6 separate regions of the Mus musculus genome follow, and regions 2, 3, 4, 5 and 6 are each linked to region 1. The links are chromatin loops, found by intact Hi-C in ENCODE. Cell type or tissue: heart. All regions are shown on one strand. Region 1 has its middle 3.7 kb from the start of Ckmt1. Region 2 overlaps Tubgcp4 (tubulin, gamma complex associated protein 4). Region 3 holds the start of Map1a (microtubule-associated protein 1 A). Region 4 holds the start of Catsper2 (cation channel, sperm associated 2). Region 5 holds the start of Trp53bp1 (transformation related protein 53 binding protein 1). Region 6 holds the start of Zscan29 (zinc finger SCAN domains 29).

Region 1 (5,000 bases):
GGCCAGCCAAAGCAAAGCAGACATATTGCCATTAATATGTCTACCTTCAGCTTCCTGATGTTCCAGAAGACAGTAAGATATTTGGAAGTTGTAAGAAAGTACTTGGGAAAAAGAATTACCCTTCATAATCCCCACTGGCCCAACTAATATACATTCCTTTATTTCCCTCAAGTCCCCACCCCATATGTCTCCTTTCTGACCTTTCTCATTGGTGAGTATCCTTAGAAAGAATCCATTTCACTTTTGGCTCCATTACTTAAGCCTCTTCTCTTGGTAAAATAACACATTTTCCAAGAATAGAGATCTACTGGTGGAACTTCCTTATTTTTGGAGAGGGAAAAAAAATGTTACCTGTGCTGTGGGTGTTCATTATCCAGGTTAAGGAGTAGGTATGAGTAAGTGAATATAATTACTTGGGATGGTGTATATTTACCCAGATAAAAGGAGGAGATAGTCTTCGAGAGCAATTGGGCTATTATTTGGCTGAGAAGGTGTTCAGGAGGTGGGGTGTGGGAAGAGAGGCTAACAGAAGAAGTAAAGGCAGCCAGGGTACAGAGAAGTCATTCAAATTTGGAAAATGCCTTCCTATGGGAAACAATAGCTCTTCCAAGAGGGCTCATCGATTTGTGCACTTTTTAAATTCTTTGTGAGGCTCAGTATGCCAGTGGGGTCGCTGGAGGCTGTTTACAGCTGGGAGCTGCGGTAATTACTCGCTCCCAGGGTTGGAGTGGTAGAAGAGGAATGAGTCTGAGCCCTAACTATCACTGATTCTTTGTAGATTCTGCTCTTAGAATCTATCTCTATCAATTCAGGAAGCCTGGGGCAGAGGTTTCAGTAAGATGAGGCATCTAACTAGGACAATTCCTAGGTTCCCAAAATTATAGAGAACAAATGGGGGCACTCAAACTCCTAAATGAAGATTCAAGGTCAACAGTAACATATGCGTAAATAATGCTTTCATATCATCAGTATCATCAATTCTTTTTCGATAAGAAATGTTCTTTACTGGCTCATGTATTGGGGTTTGGTTAATTACCAGCTATTGCAAAAAGCTCAAAAGGGCTCTACTCTAATTAATGGATTTATCCCTTGATGAATTCATAATGTGATAAGATTATTGGGACATGCTGAAAGGGAGGATGTGAGGCTTAGTTGGAGAAAGTGGGTCCCTTTGAGCATGCCTTGGACAATACATCTGCCCTTTGCCCATTCCTCCCTCTTTGCTTGCTGTCAGCCAACAAGCAAGTGGCTTTTACCCAGCCACCATTTATGTTCTGCCTCTCCTCGTGGCCCAAGCAATGGAGCTAAGGAGCAAAACTCCTGAAACCCTGGACCAAAATAAATCTCTTTCCCCTTAAATTTTCTCAAGCACTTTGTCACAAGCAGCAGCACTGTGTATGTATATTAAGTATTTAGTTCCACCCTTACAAATAAGCAGAGTGGAGCCTCTGGGAAGTCAAGTGACTTTCCCAAGGCTACGAGGTTTTAAAGATAAGAGGAGGATTCAAACCCAGCGTTTCAGATTCCAAGGCTAGAGAACAGAGAAGAAGCAGGATGTGGAGACAGAATCCAGTTTTCTCAGTTTTCCTTGCCCACCGTTTTCTTGTATCTTTTACAAATTAGTTTCTTTATTCCTCCCCTTAACTTCTATCTGCTTCTCTGTTTGTTTATGCGTTTGTCTCCAGCATCCCTAGCGATTCTCAGCTATGTCTATATTTTCAGCTTATGTCTATCTTTAATCACACTTTGTTTTGCTTTACAGGAAAAAAAGACTCGGTTTCCCCCCCCGCCTGGAGGAGGTGCAACGTCACAAACTTTGCCTCTTCTCCCCGTGTCTCCATTCCATTGGTCTCGCTGGTTAGTCTTTCTAGAGACCAAGGTTGTGGACTGGCAGGCAACGCAGTAGGAAATCAAGAGGCAGAGCAGCATCAGGTTGCATTCCCCCGTGCGGCCACTAGGAGCCACCCTCCTCCATTCTGAGGCTCCGGCCAACGCAGCCTGACTGTTGCCGGTGCGCGCCCTCTGCGGATTGGCGGGACCGCAAAGAAGTCGCGCTTTGATTGGGCCGCTGTCAGGTGTCGCTGCCGGCAGGTTCGGCTGCGCGAGCGGAGGGAGGCGGGTGAGTGCGGGCCGGGGGCGGTGGGGGAGTGGCTGGGGCTGGGGGCGGTATCGGGAAGGGTGGGCTCGGCGAGGGGCTCGGCCTGCGCTCGGGGCCGTGGGTAGTCCCGGGTGGGGACAGCTTCGGAGTGGCGCAGCCGGGAGGCCTCAATGTCAGCGTAGGGAGAGCGAGGCGGGGACGGCGGGGGCGGGCAGAAGCGAGTGCAGTCTGGATGGGAGGGCGGGATTCGTGACCCGGCGCCGAGAGAGAGAGGACGGCCGAGGGGGTCAGTGGGAGAGCAGACGGGTGTGGAGGGGTCCAAGGGAGTAATAAGGAGAACCTGGGAAGATGGAAGGCTTGCAGGGGCAGAGCTGGGGACTCTGGGAGGAGGAGAGGGACTGGGTTGTAGGGGAGGGGGCCGAGGTAGAGGGTCGTGCGCTAGAAGCCGTGGGAAGGAAGGTCCAGCGGGGCTGGATGTAGGGGAGGTGAGGGAAGGAACTGGCTGGCCGGGGAGAGGGTTTGCTGAATGCTGGGGTTACGGTGGAGAGGAGGTGAACCTCCTGGAAGGCTAGTGTGAGGAAGGAACGGCCCTCGGGCGCTATAGGGGATCATTAAGTGTTTATCATTAACGGAAAGATGCTACCAAGTGTACCTTGGAGGCTGAAGCAAGAGGATTCTGAGTTCAAGGCTATCTTGAGCTACATAGATTCTGTCTTTTAAAAAAAGTGTTAACAAGGGTGATGACTCATGTGCAGGTTTGAAGTGTTGTTTACTTCTGGGAGTCACTGAGTGGGAAAATCGGCTGGATTCATTGCATTAATTAGTGATTGGGGTGCAGCAGTCAGGTTGGGGAGTAAGGCTAGTGGAGTCAGTGAAGAGCCATTATCACAGGCGGGGAGAGAGGGTAGGATGAGTGAGCTGATAGTGAGAAGAAGCAGCAAACTCGTGTCAGAATAAGGAATATGTCGGAAACATAAAAACTTGCCCTAGGAAGGAAGTGGAAGCAGGCAGAACGGTTCATGCCTGTAATCCCAACACTTGAGAGACTGAGTTTGAGGTCAAGTCTGAGCTACGGAGTGAGACCTTGCCTCAAAATAACCAGTAAAAAAGAGGCGCACAGGCTTGGGGGTTCACTTTTGAAGGTGGGAAAGTCTAATATTGGTAGTGCTGTGAGAAGTAAATAGTTTTATTTACCATTGTTGGAGCCTCTCTCAAATGCAAGGTGATTCCAGAAAAGTAGAGAACTATGTGAGTGTTCTCAATCCTAAGAGCTAAAGCAGTCACAGTTCAACCTTGCTGGATACCCTTCTTTAGGTCTGATGTAGTATCCATGTTCCCTACATTGCCTCCTTGCCCCCCCCCAAGCCCTTCCCTCTTTTCCTTCCACAGTAAGACTGCCCTTTAGCCCAGTGTAGAATTCTTATGCAACAAAGTTTGAGGAGACGATAAAGGGGAAAGAACACAGAAAGCAGAAAAGTGGTTTTGGGAACATCACATTAAAACCCTAGCTTGTCCCAGAAGTGCATCCACGTAAGCCCTGGCCCTGTCATAGCTATTCCTGTCAGGCTTCTATTTTTGCTTTGTTAACTTGGAATTTGGACCTTCGTCTTCCTTCAGTCTATGTTTGAGAACAGACTTCTCCATCCGGTTATTTCCCATTACAGAGTTGTAATAGAATTCCAAGAATATGGCTGGATATTGTTTAAAACCAAAAACAAAACAACAAAGCAGGGAAGACTCAGAGGGCAACGGGGTGAGGAATCTTAGACAAGAGGAGGACTCCTGCTCTAGAAAAAGACAAAGAGTGTGGTGAAATTCTAAGTGAGGAAGTTGTGAGATATCTTTGGGAATGCCACGGTTAGGTCACTGAAAGGGAATTCAGAGAAATGGTCCGTCAGTCAGGAGGAGCGCGTGTGTGCAGGCTGCACCAGAGAAATGGTCCGTCAGTCAGGAGGAGTGCGTGTGTGCAGGCTGCAGTGCATAACTGGAGAAGCTGGAGCTGCGTAGAGGAATGTGCTGGGCTTGTGGTGGTTGAGCAATAGGCATCAGATGATGAGGACCGAGAAGACTGAAGTCTACATGAAGGTCATTTACAGTTTTCTAATCAAAGCTGCAACCCTATCATCATGGAAGAACTTTAAATTAAAACACAGAAATTATTGAAGGCTTTATAACTCTGTAGCAAGTTAATTTAATCAAGGAGTTCTTGGCTTCGTTAGAGTTGTCAGTGTTTCTGAGAACTGCTGTGGAACATGGAAAATGTCTGCTGAGTGACTCCTTTTATTTTTGGAAAATAATAATAGTTGCTCATACTGTTACAATCTATAACTAGCAAATATTAGCCTTGTGTGTCTTTGCTTCAGGTCATTTTTTGAGCTTTGAAAATAGACGTTTATTTATAGGCCAAGTTGTATAGGTGTCATGAGAAAGTCTTACTGCTGTTCTCTTTTCTTCAAAGGTAGCCACGGTTACAAATTAGCTATCTTTTCAGTCCATTTTGAAAAAATAATGTATTTATTTATTTTATTTATAGGAGTACATTGACACTATTTTCAGACACCAGAAGAGGGCATCTTATCCCACTATAGATAGTTGTGAGCCACCATGTGATTGTTAGGAATTGAACTCAGGACCTCTGGAAGAGCAGTCAATGCTCTTAACCACTGAGCTATTGCTTCAGCCCCTATTTCTATTTTGTTTTGTTTTTCACACAGCTCTCACTGTGTAGTTTTGGCTGGCCTGGAACTCACAATGTAGACCAGGATAGCTCTGAACTCACAGAGATCTCCTTGCTTTTTGCCTCCCAAGTTCAGAGATTAAAGGTATATGTTACCATGCTTGAATTTAGTGTACTTTTAAACTACTACTAACTGGGGGCTGGAAAATGGCTTAGTGATTAAGA
Region 2 (5,000 bases), 170 kb after region 1:
ACTTATTTGCCAATTGAAACATATCTGGGCTGGGTATTGTGGTACAAGCCTTTAATCCCAGTGCTTGGGAGGCAGAGGCAGGCACATCTCGGAGTCTGAGGCCAGCCTGGTCTACAGAGTGAGTTCCAGGACAGCCAAGGCTGTATATAGAGACTTCTCTCAAACAAAGTCGGGCTAGAGAGATGGCTCAGTGGTTAAGATCACTTGCTGAATTCAGTTCCTAGCACCCATACTGGGTGCCTCACATTGCATGCAGCTCCAGTTCTGGTCTCCATGGGCACCCGCATACATGTGTGCAGACGCACATCCACATAAAAAAATCTTAAAAAGTGTCATTTTTAAGTGTGTGAAGTGAATGCAAGTGGGCATATGCTATGGCACTCAGGTAAATATGAAACCAGACTGCCCCTTACACCTTGTTTGAGACAGTGTCTTTTTGCTGTTTGCCTCTGTGCATGCCAAACTGGCTGGCTGGTGGACTCTCTTGTCTACTTCCTGTCTCATAATAGAAATGCTAGGATTACCAGGCAAGGCATGCTCACACTCAGCTTCAGGTGCATTCTGGGAATTCAAACTCAGGTCCTCCCTTTACGAAATGAGCTATTTCTCCAGTCCTAGTCTAATGGATTCTACGTCCATTTGTTCAAGTCCTTATCATTCCATATTGTCTCATGGCTGTCACCTCACTAATGTGAACTGCCTTCATCAGATCTGCCTGTGGGCAAATCTGTGGAGCATGTTCTTGACTGATGCAGAAGGGCCCAGCCACTGTGGGTGATACTATATCGAGGAGCAAGCCAGTAAGAAGCATTCCTCTGGTTTCTGCTCCTGCTGGAATTCCTATACTGACTGCTCTCAATGAAGGACTGCTGTCCAGACATTTACGCCAAATAAGCCCTTTCCTCTCAAGTTGCTTTTTCACAGCAAGAAAAAACAAACTAGACTCCGGTCTAGTTCCTGAAGACAGGCCGAGTCTGCAACCTCTAGCATGCTAGTGTAGAAACCAGCTGGACACCAGGCTGGCTTCTATCAGTCCTACTCCACTCCACTTTCCTTTTCCCTTGGATGTAACAAGTAATATTTATTTGGGAGAAACTCAGAAATACTCACTTTTCCAAGACAGCTGGGGTGAAGAGAATGTGCAGTGGCCACTGTACTTTGTAGGAAAGCCCTAGAGCAGCCCAGCCGGAAGAAGGAGCTTCCCGGGGGGATGTCTCCCGAGAAGGCACTTCTCTTGGCTGGGTGGCATCTGCTACGTAAAGAAATACGATAATAACTTTGTTAATTAGAACCATAGAGAGAAGGTGAACCACACACACAAAATGTACTCCAGTGGTACTGAAAAGCAGCATTGAGAGTCAATAAAGGTAGAGGGGAGGAAACTTCTGTGAGGGCTTTTCCTGAGAGGTGTTTTAGAGAAAAATATAGACGCATCTCAAAAACAACCTTGGGCAGAGCATCTCAACCTTCCTGGAATTACGTTTGTACCTGTACAAAATTGGAATAGTAGACTAGGTGATTTCTACAGTCTGAAATTATGCAGCTTCTGAGGAGGGATGAAAAAGACCAGAAGATGCAGAGAGGAAGCAATCAGAGAATAGCAGACCTTTGTGGTCCTTCCCATGATACTCAATCGTCAGGTGCAACAGAGGGAGAAGGTTGTCGTCATCTAGCAACACCTTGTGTGCTGACTGTTGAAAGGCCACATTCACATCTGTAAGAAAGCACAGGAAAGCAACAGGTTCAGGGTCAGGGCATCTGTGGCTTCTGCCTGACAGCATTAAGTCCTCCTCCTTGTTAACAATCCTGAGAGTCGTTCCTGCTCCGGACAGTCCCTGTAGTGTCAGCGGGGCTGGCAATACTCAATTCCTGGGGAGACAGCATGTCAAATGGGTTAACATATCTGATTTTTTTAATCTATATTCTGGCTGTTTTGTTTATAGACTTGATTTAAACAATCAAGGCCCTTATTTTCTCTTCCATTTCCTTTGTCTTGTTTCAGATCTTTATTATATTATTCTTCTTGTGCTTGGATAGGGGTGGCCATTAAACTAACCAAAGGGAAGACACTTGCTGAAAGAGGCATCTCCTAAACTTGACTTCTTCACTGTTAAAGTTATAGCCATGTGGATCTGGCTGTAACCAGTTAAAACAAAGCACTTCACTAGATTTCTTTAGTTTGCTTCTAGAGACCAGGAATGGCTACTGATGTCTAGGGGAGTTGTCAGGGTAAGGAGAAGTCTTGAAAGTACTGAAGTCCTTCACTTTAGTTGTTCTGAGACCTAGTTATACCCCAAGCATAAGGAAGCTTTAGCTATAACAACTGCTTGTGACTCAAGTCCTCCCTCTTCTGGCCTCTGCAGGCAAACATGCAACACACAACACCAGCCAAGAAACACCCTGCAACCTGAGCAAACTTTACTCTCAGGGCCACAGGAAAATTACCATGCTCTGTTACTGCAGTGGGTGGTGTTTTCAACATGTGCTGAGCTGTGTCAATGAAGGCCTGGAACAGTTCTCCTCGTCCCAGCAGGTAAAAGTCTTTAATGATCTGGGGAAAGAATTTCAGTGTACAATTCAGTAAATCAGAGCCTGGAGGCCCTGACCACCCCAAATGAATTAGACACAGAGAGGCTGATACTAGCAGTCTGAAGGATACAGGCTTGACATTTTAAAGAGACATACAGAGCAGCCTCCCAAAGCAGGAAGACTCTGTTTGATGGTATTTACATCACAACAGAAGAAAGTAAGCTTGAATCTTTAGAGTAGAAAAGATTTGTAGCATAAAATATATTTTCCTCACTTGAGTAAGAACAAATGAATCGACTGTGGCAGTGTAGATAAGACTGCTTTCCAGAATCATTTCCGGATTTAAAAGAGTGTCAGTTATTACCTTCAGCTGACCCAGTAAATCTGACTCTTCCACCATTAGCTTCCAGAGGTGCTGTGATGAGATTAAAAAAAAAAACACAAAAATCCATTACAGTGAACCCAAGTTCAGCTAATCCTAGGAATGAGCAGACAGAAACAAAACCTATACAAGATAAAAATGTCCTGAAATTAATGGTAATAGCTACATATACAACTCTGTGTGAATACCATTTTTAAATGGCTACAAAGTTGAGTACATATTTGATTTTTTTTTCCCCAGTCACTTTTGAGAAAGCATGACTGTAGCCAAGCGGAGTAGCTCATGCCTTGAATTTCAGCATCAGAAGCAGAGGTAGAAGGAGCTCTGTTGAGTTCAAGGCCAGCCTAATCTATATAGTTAGTTCCAGGACAGGAAGAGTCTCTACAGAAGGAGACCCTGTCTCAAAAAAGCACAACATTAAAGTTAATAGGAAAAATCATCTGGGTACCTGGAGATGCATAGATAAGTTGTATGATTTTTTTTTTTACACTTGTATGGGTGTTATGCCTGCATGCATATCTTTGTATCATATGCCTGGCTCGTGCCCTCAGAGGCTAGATAAGGATGCCAGATTCCCTGGAGCTGGAATTCCAGATGGTTGTGAGCCATTTTGTAGGTGTTGGAAATCAAATCCAGGTCCACTGGGAGAGCAAGCCACTGCTCTTAACTGATAAGCCATCTCTCGAGTCCTTTTTATAAAAACAAAAACAAAACAAAAAAACAGAAGAAAAAAAAAAAACCCCAAAAAGCTAAATGGGATTGCTGCCTATGCAAAGCTGGCCTGGAGTTGGCAGTCATCTTCCTGCTATGCTATAGTTTTCCCAGTGCTACACTGATGGGGTGTGTACCAGAAAGCCTAGATTTTCTTTTTCTTTTTTTATAAGTCATGAACTAATGGAGAGTTTTAGCCAATGCTTTTTCTGCATCTCCAGGTACCCAGATGTTACATTTATATATAATTTTTCTAAATGTGTAAGTTAGTATGTTTTAAATTAAGGGGGAAAAGCTGGTTCTAACTAGTTTATTAATCTTAATAAAAGCCTAACAAGACTAAATAATGAGAAAAACTGGGGCTGGCAAGATGGCTCAGTGATGAAAAACCTTGCTAAGCAAGCATAAGGACCCAAGTTCAGATCTCCAGCATCTATGTGAAAGCTGAGCAGTGGCTCGTGCCTAACCCAATGCTGGCAGACAGGGAGGCAGGGAGTGCTGGGGCTCCCTGGCCAGCCAGGCCAGCCCAAACAGTGAGCTCTTGGTTCAGAAAGATGCTGTCCTAACAGTAAGGTAGGAGAGTGAAAACAGAAGATTTCTGAAACTAATCTCCACAGGCACGCACGCACTCACACAACACACACACACCTACCTACCTTGTAACATAAGTACATACACTACACACCCAGACACACAATTTATTTATTTATTTATTCTTTTTTTTTTTTTTTTCCTAGACAGGGTTTCTCTGTAGCCCTGGCTGTTGTCCTGTAAACCAAGCTGGCCTCAAATGCAGAGATCCACTTGCCTCTGCCTGCCCTATGCTACTACTGACAGGCCACAAAATCATGTTTAAAAGACAAAACTTAAGTAAACAAAACAAAACAAAACCTATTTATAGATAAGCAAGTATTTTAAAAATTTAAGTCCACCTGAAATAGTCAAGTTGCAAAGCTACAGAGTCATCAAAACTGTTACAAGAAGAAGCTTTATGGCAACTTAGTTTTAAAACATACTCAGCCAGTCAAGGTTCTCTTCCTAAGGAAGCCTAGATCACTTTTCAGGGAAGTTCAAACTCTAAGTAACAATTACAAACAAAGAAAACACAGACTGTTTAACAAACAAAAAGAAAAGGAACAAAAGCACCTACCTAACCCATTTTATAAGGCTTATGTAAAAACTACCCAAGAATAAGACAATTGTCTTTCTTAACTAATGCATACAGATATAAAAACTATGAAAGAGAAATGGATCCAAGGCAAGACTGCTCTCCTCCACTAACACAGGGGCAACTGGTAAACCTGACAGCACTTAAGAAAAAAACCCAGCTAACTAGGAAGAGAATAGTTTATTACACTGCCTTCTAGAAGCCTACAGC
Region 3 (5,000 bases), 64 kb after region 1:
GGAATTCCTTAGCCTTCTCCTCTCCACCTCTCTCACCTCTTTCCAGTTCTCCAGGGTCTTGGGTAGCCCAGACTGGCCATGGACTTGCTATGTAGCCAAGGATGATCCTATGCCCCTACTTCCCAAGTGCTGGGATGGATTATGGGCCTATGCCACCACACTAGGCTAGCCCATACTTCTTAGTCTTAGAACATCAATCCTCCCTTCCCTATAGGAGCTCAACAGCAAATGCCTCCGTTTTATTGAATCTCAGTAGTGATGTGTCAGTGTGTGTGTGTGTCCACCATTCCCTACCCCCACTGTAGATCCAGGGCCTTCTGCATGTTAGGTGGGCTGCACCCCAGACCTTAAGTACAGTTTTCAATTACCCTAAGTTTTCCTAAAGCTATGTTAAAAATGCTTAGATGCTTCAGAGATCTGGAGGAGGAGTGGGAGCTATAAAGGAAGGCCCCAAATCTCTGCTGCTGATTGGTATGAAAGCTACCCTTTACATTTATTTTATTTTATTTTTTTTACCAGACGTGACCACTAGAAGGAGCTGGGCCACTGACTATCTGAGGGCCCCTTCTTTTCTGTATGTGTGGGGGTGGGATTGTAAATGTAGAGGGGGTAGGCCTAAAAATAATCACGCTCTTCCTATCATTGTAAGACATATTTTGTTCCTTCATTATTCTGGCCATAGTGGTCTACCCTATGAAGTAGGCCAGAAAGGTCAAACCATAAGACCGTTAGTGTATCTCCTTCAGTTCACCCCAACTCTTGGGTACCCTAACCTATCCACTCAAAGGAGGCTGGAAGGAGAAGGCAGTGCCTGCAGCTGCTTTGGGCAGGCTGTGTTCAGAGACAGCTGAAAGAGAAACTAGCAGGGGTGGAGCTATGGCTGCCTTAAGCTTTGTGCCCCCCTGCCCCCAGGAAATTCTCCACTGTTCTTCAGGGACAGAGGCCACCATGACAATGTCTAAACCTAAAACAAATTCTGTATGCTAAAAGTACGTTAGCATCTCGAGTGGATGGCTTCAAGCCCCTTGAGGACACCATAGCAAAACTGATTGAGGACATCAGTGGGTGTTTCTATTCCAGTGCCTGTTTCTGAGAATATGACACCCTGCAAACCTCTTCCCAAGCATTTCCTTAGTCTCAACTGGAAGAACAGCTAGGGACTTTGCCTCAGATATTGTTCATTTCTTACAGTACTCAAAGTCTCTATGGCCAGAAGGACAAGGTTAGAGAATCTGGTTTGAATTCCTAGTAGGACCCTAGATAACACTCAATCCTCAGTAATCAGTTGAACCCCCAGCCATCCCTTTATTCAGCCTTGTTTCTAGGAGTGTCAAGTGGCAAAACTGTCTTTTGGTCATAGGGAATAGTGGAGGATGTCATGACATGGGTCATTGTCAAAAGAAGGTAATCTCCAAGGAGCAAATGGCTCGTTTTCCAGGAAGCCAGTCCCATCAGGAAGATGCCAGCGTCATGGTATTTAAGCTGCTGCACATACTCTAAGTGTAATAGAGCTTTAGCCATGTCAACCTCACTTTCTCCAGCCTCTCCACAGCAGCTCATGAGAACTCATTGATGAGGAACTGGCCAGACTGGCGGAGCAGAAAGTCTATCTGCTGTACTGGACTGTTGAGAGTTAGTAACATGTGAAGTCTGTTATTTGGTAGCAATGACTATTGAGTACATGGAAGTCACATCCTATAAAACTATACGGAAGCAGGTACGGTGGTACATGCCTACAACTCTAGTACTCAGGAGGTAGAGGCAGGAGGATAACAAGTTTGATTGCATCCTAGACTACATGTGGACTATAGAGTGAGATCCTGGTTTTTTTGTTTGTTGTTTTTTAAAAGAAAGTTATATTGATTGGTGTGTCAACATTTACAATAATATGGCCAGATGCCCAACACCTTTATCAAGGGACGTAGGACTTTCCCAACTCTCTCCGTAGACACCTGCAGTAGAATGCTAATTAAGCTTTTATCGCACATTTCTAGACGAGTTCTCCCACCCATCAGACCTGATCTCAGAATCAAGCCTCACAAATCGAGGAGACCTTTGTCCCAGCCTGGCTCCCTGGGTGCTGATCTGATCAGCCCTAGGTGGCAGCCTTCTGTTCTGCTCTGAAGATCTGCTGGCTAAGCCAGGAGGAAACAGAAAAGAATCCTGGAAGGTGGGCTGTGAGAAATAAGGGTCTGGGGAGGTGAATGAGGCATTCTGGGATGTTTATAAAGAGAAGCAAGAAAGCTGGGGTATGCAGAAAGGGAACACAGAGGAAAAGCTTTTACCTGCGAGTGGTTTGATCACTTTCTTAGTGCTTGTCAGCTGCTGTGTACAACAACGTTTTTCCTGACAAAATTATGCTCTACCATCATATTGAGTGGTTGCAGTGTGTACTGGGCATTATCCACAGCATGTGTAAATAGCTGTGGAGCCATCAAAAGTCCCTCCCTTTTTACCTACCCAATCCTCCCATAAGGCCAGTTCTGGCCTGGATACTGGACCCAAAGGACTGAGACAAATAACCCTAGTCCTAACCTTTGACCTCTGAGGAGAAGTGAGCTAGGTGCCGGGTAATGAAGAGTCTCAACTGTTGGTTCAAGTCAAAGGATGATAAGTCAATATTCCAGGAGAGAATCCCTGTAAAAGAAAAGGGGGAAAAAAAATAAGAGGGTTCTAGTCAAAGTCACCCACAGAAAGCATTGCCAAGCTCCTGGGAGAGGAAAGAAATGGGAGGTGATGCCTCCAAGAAGGATAGCTAGTACCTGCTTTTTCCCCTTTCCAGAGGGCAAAGAGCAGAGTTTAGAATGGGCTTACTAATAAATGAGCTTGGAGTTTTTGTTTTTCAAGGCAAAACAGTTACGGTAGAAGTGACACGCAAGGGTCTATTTCCATATACTGTAGGTTTCCATAATGATCCCTCTTGCTAAATCAGATTCTAGATTCTCCTATGCCCCCTCCCTTGCCTCCATCCCCTGCTTCCACCCGCAGGTGGCTCCGCAGCACTGCGCCACAGGCACGGCTGAGGGAGGTGAGCTGCAGAGCCACGAAGGTCACTCTCTAAACTTGGCTGCCAGCATTCAGAGATTTGAGATGTGTACCTCGCGTTCAAAAACCTCCCCTAAAGAAGAAATTGTAAGGTAGGGACATGGACTTTTCAGGGTCTGATGAGGACTTTCGGATATATGGTCCAGTGGCTTCGGGAAAGGGGTGTGACCAGAGGGACCCCAGGGTCTCCACGGAGCTTCTCCTGCTCCTGCTCCGGGACACTGCGGAACAGAATGGGGTATGCAGAAAGGATGGGCAAGCAAGGTGTTGGCAGCTCGAGAGGACAGAGGCACATTCATGGAAGATGCAGGTGACAGGGTCGCAGGTTTCGGGAAGTGCACATAGAGATAGAGGAGACAGAAATGTGCACTGGGAGATGAATGCAGATGGCGGAGAGGCATGGATGGAGTACTGCGTAAAAGCCAGGAGAGCGGCTCACCTTGTTCAAGGTGGGCCCGCACGGCCCTCAGCTGACTCTCTGTACCGATATCGCCGATCACGATGAGCAAGGAGTATTTCCGCAGGTCCCAGCGCGCTGCCGCTACCGCGGCACCGGCCTCGCAAAGAGGCTCCGCCGGGTTCTGAGCTGGCGGTGCACCGAGGCTCTGGAGCCCCAGCTCCGGAGTTGTCTCCATGGCAACGCTGCCAGGCCGCGCGGTCCCGGCTTCGGTCGCCATGGAAACTCCCGCGGAGTGTTAGGCTAGCTGCGTCCGCTGCGGGGAGAGTGCGCGCGGTTCTTAAAGGCCGGCGGCAGGAGCCGTTCATTGGTCACTGCCTTCTAGGGGCGGGGCTGAAGCGCCGCAGGGGCGGGGCGGGGATGCGGTGGTTGTGCCGCTATGGGTGGTGGCTGCAGTCATCCACCTGCAGTTTTCCTGACCAAGTGCCCCTCTCCGACTTGAGCCAGGGTAAGGGTTCTGCGAGACCCAGCCGAGGGCGGAGTCCAAGGCGCGAGAACAACATCCATCTAGTTAGGCTGTGTCTGCGTTGAGCACAGTGTGGGAGGCAGTTCCGCAGCTTCTCTCGAACCTTGGGGAGCCATCTTGCCCTTCGCTGTCTCGGGGTTTCTATCGTGGTCTCCATCTGGCAATTATCGTTGTCTCTATTTTTCCCCCCGCCTCGCTGCATGCCAGGGTCTAGGTTACCAACCTGGGTTTCCCCGTCCTTGCCCCGAGCTCCGGGCGTGGTCAATCAGGCTGCGCAGTATTGGAGGGGACAGGATGACCTTCCTACCCTGAGTCCCTGGAGAGTAGTTATTCCAAGGATAGTGGTTGGCTAGTCTCCATATTTGCTGAGTGCAATGAGCTCAGACTGCAGCAAAGAGTATTTGAGTAAAACCCAGGAAAGACTTCCCAGCTACTAGGGATGTGACACAGTGGATAAATTTAGGAGACCATGTAATTACTGTACAGAACTGAATTAATATTCTCTGTCTTTCCCTCTCCTTCTCTCCATCCCTTCCTTTCCTTCCTCTCCCCTTCTCTTGCTGAACCCCCAACTCCCCATTCTTCAAAGACTCTCCACCACTACAGCTGATCTTACCCTGAGTCATTCTGTTGTGTGCATCAGAGAGAAGGCCTGTGTTTAGGCTCCAGTTATACTTGCTTTTTCTTCCATTTACCTTGCACTTTGGAGATGGTAGAAGAGAAGAAAGGCTACGGAGATGATTCAGTTGGTAAAGTACTTCCCTGGCAAGCAAGTGTTCAGGTTCTCAGAACTGTAAAAAAAAGCCAGGCACAGCGGTGAGCACTTGGAATCGCAGAGATGGTAACTAGGAGGGAGAGACAGATGAATCTCTGGAAGCTCGCAGGCCAGCTATACCATTGAGAGACCCTGGTATCTATAGTACAAAGAAGAAAAGGGTGTCTGAGGGACACCACTCCAGGTTGTCCTCTTGCACTCACATGTGCACACATGAAATCCTACTCCTTAAAAGGATAGAAAAGAGGTAATAGCTG
Region 4 (5,000 bases), 59 kb before region 1:
AGAGGCGGGTGGATCAGGTCCAGGTCAGCCAGAGCTATACAATAAAACCCTATCTCAAAAATTTCTATTTGCGCGCTGGAGAGATGGCTCAGTGGTTAAGAGCACTGACTGCTCTACTGAAGGTCCTGAGTTCAAATCCAGCAACCACATGGTGGCTCACAACCATCCGTAATGAGATCTGGCACTCTCTTCTGGTGTGTCTGAAGACAGCTACAGTGTACTTAGATATAAATAAACCTTAAAAAAAAAACTGGGTAGTGGTTGCACATCCTTAAAAAAAAATTTCTATTTGCTAACAGGGGATGGTACTGCTGTTATATGCAAGGGAAAAGAGTAAATCAGTCAATCAATTAATCAATCTCCAGAGCTTGGTGTGGTGGCTATACGCTCAGCATTTGGGGAGACTCAAGGGTAAGGAATTCGAGCCCAACCTGAGCTACTTAAGACTTTGTCTCAGAAAAACAAGCAAACTAACAAATTTAAAAAAATTTTTACAACTGTTAAAATAGATGAGTATGTAGAAATAATGAAATTACTAACAGGAGACTTCCTTCACTTTAAACTGCCTCCTCAGAAAACCAATCTTTCCTACTGGCAATGTGGAAGATGACTTTATCTTCTCAGCCAACTAAAAGCAGACACCACAGCAGAAATCCACGCAACTCTTAAATCGCTCAATGTACGATGGGATATGTAGTCTTGTGGAAAGCAGGCACAACAATTTTTAGTAGAAAGACAAGTCTGAAGTCAGGTGCCTGGGGCATTCAGAATAAAAGGATCATGAAATGAAGGCTAACTAGGCAATAGGAGACCCTATCTCAAAAGAAAAAGAAAAAAAAAAGAGGCTAGAGTAAGAAGAGGTCAGCCTAGAGTGTACAGAGACTTGTTTCTTAAGAATATATATGTTCTCATGTGTGTGTGTTTCAATGGGGATTGGACATGCTAGGCAAGCACTGAACCATATTCCAAAGCCTTGACTAAAAACTCTAATTGTGTAAGAGCCCACAATTCTTCAATTGTATGACCTCCTTCAGACAAAGAAGCCAGACCCAAGCGACACCCCCTCAGTTAACAGCACCATTATGTAACTATGATAAATTCGGAGAGAACACGAATTCTAGAGACATATAGATGCTATCTATAATGTGTAATCAATGTGACTGTCAACCACAGAAGCCTGAACTGAAACACAATTTGCTTCCTGCCTCTTTAGGCAGTCTTCACTACAGGACTTTTGAGTGTGACCATCTAAGTCAGAGAAGCTAGAGATGTTAACAATCCCACTGGGTCAGAAGCAAAGGTAAGTTACAGTGTAACTATCACACTCTGTCTTACTGATACTTTTGAACAGGTTTGAATTAAGGGTCATTGTGCTAGGAGGGAAAAAATATTGACATCCTCTAAACTGTATGCCCTTGTAATAAATAATTGGTAAATTATCCTATCCACTACTCTAAGTGACAAAACTAGAAATCCTATTTGCTCTCCCTTCCCAAGCAAAGTTTTTATTTGGGGTCACACCCACTCGATAGAACTTACCCTTTTCTTAGGTTAAGCAGTGGTAACTTTCTTATCCAGAATGTTATCATTTTCTAGAATTATTTAATACTGAAATTATGATAGGTCCTAGTGAAATAATTCTTGTTGGTTTACTCTTTTAATAAGAGGCCTCTGCAGCTTAATGTAAAATAGTGTAAGCCATGCCATGAACCAACTAATGGCCTGTCTCAAGAAAGCACTTAGGATCTTTCTGCAGCTACAGAGTGACCTTGGTTAGAAACCAATGGCTCTAATGGGGTGGAGACAAAAAGAGAAAAAAAAAAAACCCCAGAACCTCACCACTTAAAAGAGGACCTCTGCCTCCTCTCTGAAGGCTTTGGGATGCCAGCCTTGTCTGCAGACCTGGGGACACATACACTGACTCACCTAGATACTGAAAGATAGACCGGAGGGGGAGGGGATGGGAGAACCCTCCACATAGGAAGTGCTGCAAGAACGCGGAGGTAAGGACGTGGCCCTACCCTGGAGTTTAGGCTTTCTGCTTTCCGGATCTGCCCCCGTCCCCACCCTACCTCGTCCTCACCCCACCCCCCACCCCGGGCGGAGCGCCTCCCGGTTCCCCACCGACTGGCAATGAGGCAGCCGCAGCCAGGCCTGCTAGATAGTGGAGGGCGCCCGCGCTGCGTAGGCCCAACCGCTCCCGCGCCCAGCCGGTCCTCCGGCCCTGATCCCGCAAAGTGGCCTCACCAGGGGGCGAAGAACTCGACTAGCATGAGCCCCGCCGAGCCCGTGTCGGAGACGCGACTCTCGAAGTTTTCGTCCGTCAGTTCCAACACATCGGAGGCGGCGGCGAGACGGGCCGAGGCGAGCAGCAGCGCCACGCCCGGGAGCAGAGCTAGGCAGCTGAAGCGCATGGCGGCGGGTCGCGGTCGGAGGGCCGGGACCGGAGAAATGAGATGGGAGAGCCCGCAATCTGCAGCCGCTTGCCTGCGCTCGCGCGTCTGGCCCGGGCAGACCCGCTGCCGAGGTCCCAACCCCCTAGGCCTGCTCGGGGCCCGCAGTGTGGCAGCCGCCGATTGGCTGCGTCACGCAGCGTCGGGCGGGCGGAACAGCTGGTAACTGCCGATTGGCGGGCGCGCGGGGCGAGGCGGGGCGGACGCTTAGGCGAACGCCCGCCGGTCTGGCTGTGGCGGAGGCCTGGACGGGGGGTCGGTGGGAAGTAGGGGGCTCAGCGAAGCCGGAGCGGCCCTGAGCGCCACCCGCTGGGGAGGAGTGAAGCTCTGGGCGCCGGCGCGGAAGGCGGAGGGGTGAAGTCAGGGCTGAGTGGGCGGAAGTGAGGCCCGCGAAAGGGCTGGAGGGGAGCTTGAGCTGTCTGTCCGGCTCCCTCCCTCCGGGGCATTGGGGCGCGCACGCACTTGAGCGCACCGCGACACGTTTTCCAAATGTCAGGCTGTTGCTTTGTCCAATTATAGGGCGTAGTAAGTCTACATCCTGCCGCTGCCCTACCTCGTATCCTGCTTTGTCAGGTCCACGTGAGGTCTGTATTCTTTGTCCAGCCTTAGGCCTCTGCCCTCCCTGCCTGCTGCTCCCCCCCCCCCCATTGTTGTTTGTTGGTTTGTTTGAGAGGGTGGGTAGCTGAGGATTGAGCCCAGAACCTTGCACATTGCTGGGCAAGTGATCCAACACTGGATTACATCCCTAGTCCTCTTTTGACTTTTTGAGTCATGTTCACACCAAGGTGTCCAGGCTGGCCTTGACTTCATACTGTAATCCGCGAAGGTCTAGAACTTTCCATCCTCTGGCCTCAGCCTCTCGAGTGGCTGAGACTGATAGTGTGCACTACGTACTAATAGGCACAGGCTCAGCTTTCACCTTTTTTTTTTTTTTTTTTTTTTTTTGAGGCAAGGAGGATTGGCTGCCCTGGAACTCACTATATAGACCAGGCAAATGTGGAACTCAACAGAGATCCACCATCCTCTTGAGACTGGAATATCTGTCTACACTGCCTGCCTTTTAAACTGATTTTTGTTTGTTTTTCAAGATAGTTTCTCTGTGTAGCCCTGGCTGTCCTTCACTAGGCTGTCTTTGAGCTCTGAGATTTGCCTGCCTCTATCTCCAGAGCGCTGGGATCCAAGCCATGGGCCACCTGCCTAACATTTAAGCCTAATTTTCAAAAAGAAGTGTTTAATTACAAATGCTGTCAGAAAGTGAAAATAACCCGAATATTTAGTTAGCTGTGAAGATATTTCTTATGACTTTTGTTTTTGTTTTTTTTTTGTTGTTGTTGTTGTTTTTGGCTTTTCGAGACAGGGTTTCTCTGTGCAGCCCTGGCTGTCCTGGAACTCACTTTATAGACCAGCCTGGCCTCTAACTCAGAAATCCGCCTGCCTCTGCCTCCCAAGTGCTGGGATTAAAGGCGTGCACCACCACTGCCTAGCTTCTTATGACTTTTATGTCTTTTGCTTAGATGAAAAACAAAATCCGTACCGAACAACAACAAAATACCTTTGAGTCTTTCAATGTGTTTATTCTTAACTGCTCATAGCTTTTTTTGTGTGGGCTTCTTGAATCTCTAAAAGGCAAAGAAGCTGGGGGAGGAGAGAGCCTGCTAATTGTAGTATAATTCTTAAGCATGACATCCTTGGTTCTACTTTCTTAACAGACATGGCACAAGAACAAGGACATTTCCAGCTGCTCAGAGCTGATGCTATCCGTTCAAAGCTCATTGACACTTTCTCGCTCATAGAGCATTTGCAGGGCTTGAGCCAAGCCGTACCAAGGCACACTCTCCGGGAGATACTTGGTTAGTAACCCTCATTCACACTAAACGTGATATTCCTGTCCATATCCTCAAGAGAAAGTGAGACATACTTAAGGGTGGAGCCAGGAATAACGGTCCATGACTGAATCCGGGGTCACTTGGGCTTTAAATAATAAAGACCAGCTTGGGTTACATAGCCAGGTCCTGGTTCAGAAAACAAAATGAAACAAACAAGCAAACAAAATTAGAGCCGGCAAGAGTAAAGGTGCCTGCAGCTAATAATGATAGCCTGAGTCTGATTCTCAGAACCTACCTGGAAGGAGAGAACTGATTCCCAAAAGTTGTCCTCTGGCCTACACATGTACACACAACACACACATACACAACTATTAGAAAAAAAGAAAAAGAAAAAAATTAAAAAGGAAAGAAAGAAACCAGGTATGGGTGAATCCCAGCACTCTGGAGGAGGAGACACCAGGAATTCAAGGCCATCCTTGGTTGAGAACAATATGAGTAAGGCCAGAGAAAACATAGCTTAGTGAACATAGGCACTTGCTCTGTAAACTAAGCTCTATCTTCAGAACCCATATGGTACAAGAATACAACCTACCCCTACAATTATGCTCTGACCACCCCCCCACACGAATAAATGCTATTTTTTTATGTTGTTTTTGTTTTTTCGAGTCAGGGTTTCTCTGTGTAGCCCTGGCTGTCCTGGAACTCACTTTGTAGACCAGGC
Region 5 (5,000 bases), 84 kb after region 1:
CAGGGGAAAGGATTTAGGTGGGTTAATCAGGAGAAACATTTTCTGACAATGAAGCATGTTGAATTTTAAAGCAAGGTAACAGAGTCTTGTGCATTTTTCTTCTCAGGGAGGGGCTTTAGGGGGGAAAGTAGAGATGAAGCTGTGAATGGAGGCGCTGATGCTTCTTTGCAGGGGCATCAAAGCCTGCGCTCTCCTAGGTAATCACCTAGGATTAAGTCAGTTAGAGCCCCAGGGTCACCATCCTGCTTGTCTTTTCTTTTGTTTTTTAAAGATTTGTTTATTTTATGTATGTAAGTACCCAGCTGCTCTCTCCAGACACACCAGAAGAGGGCGTCCGATCTCATTACAGATGGTTGTGAGCCACCATGTGGTTGCTGGGAATTGAACTCAGGACCTCTAGAAGAACAGTCAGTTGGTTTAACCCCGGAGCTATCTCTCCAGCCCAGCTTCCTGTATTTTCATGTCTTCTGGGATAATTCAATGACTAACTTAATCACCACACTAACAAGGAGTTCAGTTTTTCTTCCCAGTATTTTTAATTTTTAAAATCTCTTGATTTAGTTAGTAGTGGGAATGGCTCAGGTTCATTTACTTAATCTTAATTTAATGTGTCCTTCTTAGTTTTATGAATTGAAGTTCCTTTAAGAATTATTTTTATTTGGTTTGTATGAGTTTTTGCTTGCTGTATGTATATGCAGTGCCCATCAAGGCCAAAAGAGAACGTGGGATTCCCTGGATTTGCAGTTACAGAAGGTTGTGAGCCACTGTGTGGGTGGTGGGAATCGAACCTGGGTCCTCTGGAAGAGCAAGCAGTTCTCTTAACTGCTGAGCATCTTTCCAGTGCTTAGTTTTATGAATTTTGACAAACACATTTTTTTAAAACATCAAAGTAATCAGAAAGACCTGGGTCTATGTCTCTCTAGGGGAAGAGAGCTGCAGTTGTCATGGTGGCCCTGAGGAGAGGGCTCTGTGGGAGTCAGCTCAGTCTGCCCAGTCTTAGACCTAGTTGGTCTCCTTCCTCTCAAGCTAAGCAGACTGATACACTTAGTGCTCTGCTATAGTTGAGGTCGGCTTGAGGTGGGGTCTTTTTTTTTTTTTTTTTTGATTGCATTGATTTGATGTCTAGTACTCAGTAGAGAAACTCAGGAGTCAATCATGAATGATTTTAGGATTAAGAGGTAAGATGTGTCTCTGTGATTTGGGTCATTTTTGCTCTACTTGTAAAACATTCTAGGATTGGAATTTTAGTTATAACAATAGATCCTAAAATTTTCAGAGCGATTTCGTTTAAGCTGATCCTTTTGTTCCCACAAGTAATGCGTATGAAGACAACATGCTTTGATTTTTGGGTTAGGAGAATATGATCACTGTAATTTATAGCAGCAGAGAGGAGATTGGCTGGTAGGATGCTCCTCTCTAAGCTTGGCTTATTTCAAGTGCTAAACTGGGCATTTATAGAAGTTGAGAATCATGTATGGGCTGTGCCTAAATAATTCTGAGTCTGGAGTAGAGAAAACCGCCTCCATTTTAATGCCTTCTATGTATATTCTTGGCACTGTGCTAGGTGCTTTCCCTCCTGACAGCTGCTTGGTTAGAATTCTAGCCCAGATCCAACGGCTCTTTAAATTAAAATGACAGTGAAACCACATATGTATCTTGAGCTCAGTTCATTAATAGTTGTCACAGCTGCCACACCCTTTATAAGACCCTGACACCATGATTAGGATAATTAAATCTCTGGGCCTGGATCCTTTAGGTCATTGAGTTAGTAGGGGTGACAGCTGTTCTCTTTGCTTCTAGTTTGAGGATTACAATGCTCAGTTCGTTCAATGGGAGGTGCAAAGCGTCTGGGGCTGCTGCAATTCCCTAAAAGAAAGGGCAGAGAGAGACAAATAGGGAAGCTTGAAAGGGAGTGGGAACACGAAGACAATATAAAACAACAAAATCAAAACTGCCAGAGACATAGAGTGGGAAAACGGAAGCCTTTAAATTCAGGCAGAGGTCTACAAATGGGATCCTGATCGACACTGGCAAACCCCACAGAGGCTTCTCTTCCATTTCACCATTTCAGAAGTACTAGCTCTCCTCAATTCTCCTCCTCTTTGCCCTTTCTTTGAAAATCCAGGAGACTCTCCTTTTCCACGGAAGTCAGTGAAGGGGCCGAAGCCCTCAAGTGTGAGTAGTGAGTACCCCCGTCCTTCAGGCAGGGGTTTTTATTTCATGCCCTCTTAATGTCCCTTCGGTTCAAGGATACTGTCATGCTGGCTGTATTAGGGGGAGGGCCTGCGACGTCCATGCTACCATGGAAACACGCCGCCGTGTTCCTTTTCTTACGCTGGGGGCGGGCACTTCACCTCAGCCACCTATCATCCATAGGATTTCCTGAGTGGCAGACAACAGCAGCGAATGGGCGATCCGATATTGCGTGACGTGACGGGAAAAGGGGGAGCTCGCGGCCAGTGGCGGCGGTGGCGACAGTGGCGACCTGGGGATCGACCTGGAGGGGCCTGGGCAGCGTGCAGAAACCTCTAGATCCAGCGCGAGGCACCTCTCGCCGGGATGCCAGGTAGTGCTGCGAGCGGAGCCGAGCTAGCGGGCCGCAGAGGCCCGGGTGGCGGGCTTGAAGGGCTGGCCGCCTGGAGGGGGCGGGGTGGCAAGCATGGCGGCGGTGACGGGGACGGGGTTGGAGGGCCGGGGAGGGGGTGGGGAGGCAGCCGCCGCGGTGGTCCTGAGGCCGCATGAGGGCCGTGGGCTTCCCGCCCGCCGGGGTTGCGAAGAGGTCTTCCCGGGGCTCAGTGGCGTCAGAACGCGGGGAGAGTTGTGTGGGGGATGGAAAGGGGCGGGGAGAAGAGGTGAGGAAGGAAGCGTGTCTGAGGGAAGGTGAAGAGAAAGGAGGGAGGGAGGGGGAGATCGAAGGATCCAGAGGCGCGGTGGTAAATAACGGAGAAATGAGGGCTGGGGAGATGGCTGAGAAAGTGCTAAGAGCGATTGCAAATGTGGGCTACTGGGTAGCCCTAGAATGGTCCCTTTCTCGATCTCACACTTCCGCCCCTTTATTTAGTCTCAGATTGTGTGTGGAAAGCTCAATAGGGTTACTCTTCGAACTGATCTTTTGTTATTCCATTCCAGGGGAGCAGATGGACCCTACTGGAAGTCAATTGGATTCAGATTTCTCTCAGCAAGACACTCCTTGCCTGATAATAGAAGATTCTCAGCCTGAAAGCCAGGTTCTGGAAGAAGATGCAGGCTCTCACTTCAGCGTGCTATCTCGACACCTTCCTAATCTGCAGATGCACAAAGAGAACCCCGTGTTGGTGAGTGAGTGATGATGCCCTGTTCAAGTTATTATTTTTTTCTGACCCCCCTACACCAAACTAACCCAGAAAATTAACGTGTTTAGTTGATTGTTAGCTTTTGGATAAAGTTGGTGGGGAACGAAAAATGAAATCAACGTGTTCTCACCCACAGAAAGGTCCCTGTTGTACTACTTTGTGTACTGTGAGGATCTTATGTGCTCATGTTTTCTAGGATATTGTATCAAATCCGGAACAATCTGCTGTAGAACAAGGAGACAGTAATAGCTCATTCAATGAACATCTGAAAGAAAAGAAAGCTTCAGGTGAGCAGTTGAAGGCTTGGCTCTCTGCAGTGTTTAAGGTCCTGTGGGGGCAGAACGATTTAAACATGCAGTTGAGATTATGTGTAAGGAAGCCTAGTTTGTTATCTAGTGTTCAGTAAGCCTTTGGATACCCGTGATTAGTTTGGTGTTGCCTCCATTTCTCAATTTGTATTAAAATTTGATGGCAAATGTCTTCTGTGCTAATATCCACCTCCTTCTGTCTTTTTCAGATCCTGTGGAGTCTTCTCATTTGGGTACCAGTGGTTCCATCAGTCAGGTCATTGAACGGTTACCTCAGCCAAACAGGACAAGCAGGTAAACTATTGTTTCAGTCAAAGGAGTTGATTTCAATTTACTATTCGATCGACTCTTATCTGTACCTGCTGATTCATCCCAAAGATAAAGATATTAATCTTGTTTTGTGAATTGGGGAGTGGGATTTGGGGATTCTATAGGTAGTTCTGTTTTAGGACTGAGAGCTGGGATCTCTTTTGTGAAGTAACACTTCGTTCAACTCCTACAACTTCAAATTGTAATGTATACCCTAAAGAGTTTTCAAGTTTTACAGTGTCTTATGCATATCAGGATGGTGGTGTCCTCTGTGTTAGGCCTGCTACTGACTTCTGACATAATCTTAAGTTAATTCTATCCTTAAGCAGCTGTGCAGTAAAGACATTGTCCCCAGTGGGGTACTGATGGGCAGGGACATTAAAGCTTTACTATGTTCAGGGAGAGCCAGCCCTTCCTTCTCTTTCTTACTATTCTGTTTCTCAGGCTTCTGCCCGGTTCTTCTTTGGTCAAAGAACACAGACAGCCTTAGTAGCCTTGAGGAGGAGGCTGAGGCTCTGGTTAAGAGAGAGGGATGTTAGCCTGACATGTCTGCAACTGTGCTTTACCTTAGAGTGTTTTGTCTGCAGTGTGTTATATTGTATTTGCACATACGTTTTTCCCTCACGAAGAAATGTGTACTTTTAATCAGTCTGAAAACTAGTGTGCTCATCTTGACCATTGGATAACTTTCATGAGGCTCATAATGTTAAAATATATTTGAAGGAGTTTGGATTTAAAAATGGGAGCCTGATATGGTCTTGTACAACTTTCATTCCAATTCTTCTGGGGCAGGAGTGGGTAGATCTATGTGAATCCAAGACCATCCTGGTGTACAAGTAGACTTCCAGACCAGCCAGGGCTAGGGACCTCCCCGCTCCAAGTAAATAAATAAACAAATAAATTTATTTCTCCTGTAGCTTGCATTTCTTGCTTTTGGGATTGCTAGTCCTTGCTGTCTTCAGTTTGCCCTAATTACAGGTGGACGCCTCCCGTGGGCATTCCTTGCCGTTTGTCATGATGCTTGTCCCTATACCCGACTGCTTCAACTTAC
Region 6 (5,000 bases), 180 kb after region 1:
CAGAACCTTGTGTTCAGAGGTTAGAAAACACAATGTAGTCAGCCAGAAGAGGTTACAAAAAAAAAAAAAAAAAAAAAAAAAAACCAGAAGGATCCTGAAGTTCCTAAAGAGAAATGTTCATAGGATGGACATGAGACCAGACGGGTTTACAACCAGCCAATGTTATTCTGCTCTTATGGCATTACAGAAAACCTGAATGAGTCTTCATTCATCACTCATTAACACAAAATGTTGTTACTGTTGCTCATTTTAAAACAAACAAACAAAAACAAAAAATCAAAAGAAAGGACTTTCTTTTAGAAGTTGAGAAGTAGGAATTCTCATTACATAAAATCTGTGTAAGAACATGAGTAGAGTTTTTGTTGTTACCCAAGAAAAGTCAGAGATCTTGCCTTCCCTTGAGCATTTCCAGTGATTCATAAACTCAGGAGTATTCCAGAAATTTCTAACTTGCTTTACCAGTGAATTCACTGCCTGATAGCACTCCTGCCCTGTAGAAGCCCATATCCAGATAACAGGATCTCACCTGTTGCTGCACATGGCCTGTATACTGTTCAATGAACTCAGTGAATCGAATGTAGTCTGTGCCAAGCCGGCAGAGTCGATTCAGGACACTAGTCTCACTGGGGTGAAGAAATGGAAAATCCTGGGAAACCTGAAAGAAGAGGGATAGTCATAAAGGAAGCTAATGCCTGCTAGTCACCAGTCATAAAGGAAGCTAATGCCTGCTAGTCACCAATCAAGGTTCTTTGCAGCTTAAAATGCTTTCTATTCTCTTTTCTATTTCCTTTCCGTAAGGTGCCCATGGTTTTACATGGTTTTAATTTTCCTTGTTACTGGGTTGGTAATTCTGGTTAACAAGGTATTGTTACACAATTACAAGGTCGTGTTCCTCATCCAGATGTAATTGCTTGTTCTTAAAATAGGTACCCTAGAGAAAGAATTCACACAATAGGAGCTGGAAAGATGTTCTGGGACTCACATAGTAGGAAATTCTTGCAAGTTGTCCTCTGACCTACACAGAGGGGATCAGGGGAGAGGAGAGGAGAGAGGACAGACAGAAACAGACAGGGACAGAGACTCCCTTGGCTTATATCTTCAAATTATGTTTTGCTTGAAAGCTTAGGCAAGTTACATCATGGCACCTCTCAATGTCTTAGTTTTCAGAAGTAAAAAGTGGAGATAACTGTGATAACAGATAATATGAATGACAGGTGTTAATCACAGTTACAGATTCAATATATATGTATGTGTGTCTTTTATTACTGATGACACTTCTACAGTTATCAATTTTTTTGTGACTTTTTAAAAATATTTTTATTAGGTATTTTCCTCATTTACATTTCCAATGCTATCCCAAAAGCCCCCCATACCCCCCCAACCCCCCTACCCCCCCACTCCCACTTTTTGGCCCTGGCATTCCCCTGTACTGGGGCATATAAAATTTGCAAGTCCAATGGGCCTCTCTTTCCAGTGATGGCCGATTAGGCCATCTTTTGATACATATGAAGCTAAGAGTCAAGAGCTCCGGGGTACTGGTTAGTTCATAATGTTGTTCTACCTATAGGGTTGCAGATCCCTTTAGCTCCTTGGGTACAGTTATCAAATTTGAACACTTCTTGTTGACAGAGTTTTAGAAAAGTTCTAGGTTTAAGATCAGTGAAATGGCTCAGAGAGTCAGGCATTTGCTACACAAACCTGAAGACCTGAGTTAAATCCCTGAAACCTACACAAATGTGGGAAGAGAGAAGTGACTCCATAAAGTTGACCTCTTCATACACTCTGTGACATATATGCCCACACTCATACAACATAGACACATACTCTAGTTTTAAAAAAAAAAATTCTAGTTTAGGCTTAATTACTGTGAAAAAGTCAACTCCACCTTGAAGTCACTGATACCATTTTACACAACACACTTAGACACATTTGTAGTTGTCATTCTTTTCTTTGCCTTTCTCTGCCCTCTGTTCCCTTCTTTTCTTGCTTTCTTTTTTGAGAGAAGGTTCCACAGTGAAGCCCAGGCTGGACTTGAATCACACCAATAATCCTGCTTCAACTTCCCAAAGGCTGGGATTACAGGCACAAACACTACGCCTGGCTATTAAACTCAGTGTTGCCAATTTAGTTTCGGCAAAATATTGAGTATCACGCTATATCTGGGCTTCTCACGGGGGTTGGGGGAGATAAAGGAACAGAGGGGGAGAGGAAGAGAAAACAACTAACGGGTACATTCCTGTTATACTCTTCTAATTACAGGAAAAACCCCCTCTCAAGTTCTTCACCTGGTACAGAAATTTTCGAAGAAAGGAGGGAAACACCATATGTTTACAAATTCATTTTTTTCATCCAACACAATTTACTGAGTATTGTGTCTTGAGCGCTTTGTATACATTTCCACTACTTTCAAAATTCAATTTGAATCAATGCAAGAGTTCCCTATCCCTCCCCCTTTTCCCTCAAATAACTATCATCTAATTCCAGCTACACATTTAGGGATTCAGTTTAACAACAAATTCATATGCAGTGAAAAGAAGTGTGGTTCTATCCACTCCTAGTGGTTCTCTAGCAGGAGTCGCGGGACCGCAGGGCCCCCATAGCCGGAGCTCCGTAGGGTTGGCCCTCGGTTTCTCCCCGCTCGCGGGCGCCGGTCGGTTGGAGTTCCCCGGGTCCCGCCCCTTCGCTGCGGCTCAGCTGCACCCGCCGCGCGGCAAGCGACTCGTCTCTGACCCCCTGCATACCTGCAGGCCACTCCGCTTGTTCCAGGTGAAAATGGACCCTGGGTACCCACTCAGGGCCAAGAGCAGTTCGTGAATCATTTCTAGGGCGGCTCGGGAGTCCCTAGATCTACCACCTCCTCTTTTCAGCGCCTCTCCGGGCGACCCCTCACACCCAGCGGAATCTCTTGCCCTGAATCCCCGCAGTCCACCGGGAGAGGAGATGCCACAGAGCCGCGCGCCGCATCCCGGAAGTGCGCGCGGCCCAGGCGCCCACCGCCTCGCTCCCGCCGCGGAGCCGCGAGGAGGCGCCGGTGCCGTCGCGCATGCGTCCTGGGCTCCAGGAGAAGCCCGCTCGGACTTCCGGCTTGAGAGCGGGACTGAGGCTAGCCCAGGAGGGGAAGGGATGAGAGTGAGTTGAGAAGCTGGTTGAGAGAGACGCGGCCTGGGGTGGGCCGGCGGGAGTCCTCAGGACGCCTTGGCAGGGTCTGTGGCATTTTGACCGACTGCCGACGTCTCCCAGAGTGACCCGGCCGGAGGGAAGAAAACAAAGCTGGAACTTGGCAGCCGCCGCTGTGGAGCTGTGCTCGAAGCCCACGGACTCGCAGCACCGGCCCGCATCGGCCTCGTTCTCAGGAGACCCACCACTGCCGCCCCTCGAGCTTCCTCGCTTCACCAACTCCTGTAACTCTCCCCTAGTCCACCTCAATTTAGAAGCCCAAGTCGGCTCCCCCGGTGCGCGACCTTCCCCATCTGTCGCCCCGGAACTCTTGCCGAGTTCTTACTTCGTTCGGGAGGCGCGAGCAAGAGACCCAGTGTTCGGCACTTGACTTTGGTTCGGGGTGGAAATTTGTAGTTTGGTGTTCAAGGGGCGGGGCAGACACCAGGAGCTTCTGGAAGGACGGCGGTGGTTCTAGGGGAGAATAGCCGGCGCTCGCTGGACAGAGGCTTTTTGTTGTCGTTCGCCAAACGTTTTGACCGATTTGATCTGGGGCGCTAATGATTTACCTGAGGTGGGAGCGAAGCGGACAGATTTTTCTTTTCTCTGCAACTTCCTGGGGATACTCTAAACGTCACCTAGAAATGCAGTTTTTAAAAGGTCATTTTCACCTTGCCTATTGATTTGCTGTCCTGAAAAGGTACTGCCTCAGAAGGCCACTTCGAGCATATTGAAAGTCAGGCCGGCTCTGACAAGGTTTTAAACATGTAAAGATACTCTCCTCAGATAGCGCCATTTCTCTCTACTCTAGGATAAAACTCCTTTTTACAGAGAGACTCATCTGCAGGTGTTTCTCCAAGGGCATGCAAAGATAGTGTAATAAGTCCTAGAACCCAGACAGTGAGGAGAGAAACGGCTTTCTGCTGTGAAAGATGGCCAAACCCACTCGGAGAGGAAATGGCACAAGCTCTGAAAGCTTACGACAGCGCTTCAGAAGATTCCATTACCAGGAGGTGGCTGGGCCCCGGGAGGCTTTCAGCCAACTATGGGAACTTTGCTGTCGGTGGCTAAGGCCGGAGGTGCGGACCAAGGAGCAGATTGTAGAATTGTTGGTGCTAGAGCAATTCCTGACTGTGCTACCTGTGGAGATCCAGAACTGGGTACAGAAGCAATGTCCAGAAAATGGAGAGGAGGCGGTGACACTGGTGGAAGATTTAGAAAGAGAGTCTGGAAGACCTGGACATTCGGTGAGGAGGAGGGGGAATACAGTCAGAAGTGTGTGGCTGGGGAGAGACAAGGATGGAGGGGCAGTTTAAGATCAGTCGGATGTAAAGAGGTTTGGTGATTTTGATACTTCTGATCTGGAAGGGTTACTTTTTCAGGTAGGGCTTGCTTGGAGATGCCTACTCTGTTACAGTAAGTCTTTCACTTCAGTTTCTTAAGAGAAAAAATGGGGGAAGTTTCTTTTCCAGCTGCTATTTGGGTTTCTGTTTGATCTTTCTGCAGTTTCAACCACTCTAAGCTGATGATAACGGAATAAACACTTGTCTGTCCTACTCCCCACCCTCCACTCTGGCCTGGCCTCAGAGGATGGTCTCCCCCTGGGAATGCCCCTTGTTATGACCATGTCAATTAACGGGGGGTTATTTCTAGGTCACAGTCTCTGTGAAGGGGCAGGAAATGCACTCGGAGAAGATGACACCCCTGAAATCATCACAGGAGTTATTAAGTGTTCTGCAGGAGTCAGTGGAACCCCAGCCCAAGGGTGTATCCAAGAAAGAGAGGGCAAGAAGGCCAGCCCTGAGACTACAGGAGCAGATGAACCCAAAGGAGAATCTCAGACC

Evidence for each region. Peaks named below come from ENCODE experiments on the same cell type or tissue, not always from the same donor. Only the 100,000 strongest peaks of a DNase experiment are listed, where the experiment ranks them.
Region 2: it touches region 1 in a loop (2.7-fold over the local background); 4 of 42 quality-filtered maps call a loop at or near these places.
Region 3: a loop joins it to region 1, with 1.9 times the contacts of the local background. A loop is called at or near these places in 5 of 42 quality-filtered maps.
Region 4: it touches region 1 in a loop (2.3-fold over the local background); 2 of 42 quality-filtered maps call a loop at or near these places.
Region 5: a loop joins it to region 1, with 4 times the contacts of the local background. A loop is called at or near these places in 4 of 42 quality-filtered maps.
Region 6: it touches region 1 in a loop (2.5-fold over the local background); 3 of 42 quality-filtered maps call a loop at or near these places.

Annotation. Positions count from the first base shown.
Region 1 is chr2:121,352,420-121,357,419 of GRCm38, reverse strand. It overlaps a transcript of Ppip5k1 not described here. Among named protein-coding and RNA genes, the nearest start is that of Ckmt1, 3.7 kb to the left of the region's middle. In heart, a CTCF peak has its summit at 1,949; DNase peaks (open chromatin) are centred at 2,039 and 4,079; H3K4me3 peaks cover 1,509 bases; H3K27ac peaks cover 913 bases; H3K27me3 peaks cover 980 bases.
Region 2 is chr2:121,186,076-121,191,075 of GRCm38, reverse strand. It overlaps Tubgcp4 (tubulin, gamma complex associated protein 4), which reads right to left. Exons shown (of 18, transcript NM_153387.3): 10 at 2,894-2,944; 11 at 2,446-2,551; 12 at 1,607-1,714; 13 at 1,111-1,252. Among named protein-coding and RNA genes, the nearest start is that of Tubgcp4, 17 kb to the right of the region's middle. In heart, a CTCF peak has its summit at 2,351 (motif pointing left); no DNase peak of the experiment used is centred here.
Region 3 is chr2:121,288,357-121,293,356 of GRCm38, reverse strand. It overlaps Map1a (microtubule-associated protein 1 A), which reads right to left and starts at 3,755. Exons shown (of 7, transcript NM_032393.2): 1 at 3,485-3,755; 2 at 2,536-2,637. The coding sequence starts at 3,722. It also overlaps a transcript of Trp53bp1 not described here. In heart, CTCF peaks have their summits at 2,974 and 3,741; a DNase peak (open chromatin) is centred at 3,806; H3K4me3 peaks cover 1,697 bases; H3K27ac peaks cover 1,184 bases; H3K27me3 peaks cover 2,644 bases.
Region 4 is chr2:121,411,453-121,416,452 of GRCm38, reverse strand. Catsper2 (cation channel, sperm associated 2) reads left to right here and starts at 2,661. Exons shown (of 13, transcript NM_153075.3): 1 at 2,661-3,037; 2 at 4,163-4,303. The coding sequence starts at 4,165. It overlaps Pdia3 (protein disulfide isomerase associated 3), which reads right to left and starts at 2,551. Exons shown (of 13, transcript NM_007952.2): 1 at 2,248-2,551. The coding sequence starts at 2,414. In heart, a CTCF peak has its summit at 2,776 (motif pointing left); a DNase peak (open chromatin) is centred at 2,692; H3K4me3 peaks cover 3,503 bases; H3K27ac peaks cover 2,548 bases.
Region 5 is chr2:121,268,838-121,273,837 of GRCm38, reverse strand. It overlaps Trp53bp1 (transformation related protein 53 binding protein 1), which reads left to right and starts at 2,431. Exons shown (of 28, transcript NM_013735.4): 1 at 2,431-2,566; 2 at 3,130-3,314; 3 at 3,529-3,619; 4 at 3,850-3,934. The coding sequence starts at 2,560. In heart, a CTCF peak has its summit at 2,565; a DNase peak (open chromatin) is centred at 2,397; H3K4me3 peaks cover 2,204 bases; H3K27ac peaks cover 1,624 bases.
Region 6 is chr2:121,169,213-121,174,212 of GRCm38, reverse strand. Zscan29 (zinc finger SCAN domains 29) reads left to right here and starts at 3,088. Exons shown (of 5, transcript NM_001290819.1): 1 at 3,088-4,403; 2 at 4,810-5,000. The coding sequence starts at 4,089. It overlaps Tubgcp4 (tubulin, gamma complex associated protein 4), which reads right to left and starts at 3,045. Exons shown (of 18, transcript NM_153387.3): 1 at 2,742-3,045; 2 at 527-655. The coding sequence starts at 2,819. In heart, a CTCF peak has its summit at 3,061; DNase peaks (open chromatin) are centred at 3,062 and 4,182; H3K4me3 peaks cover 3,400 bases; H3K27ac peaks cover 2,621 bases.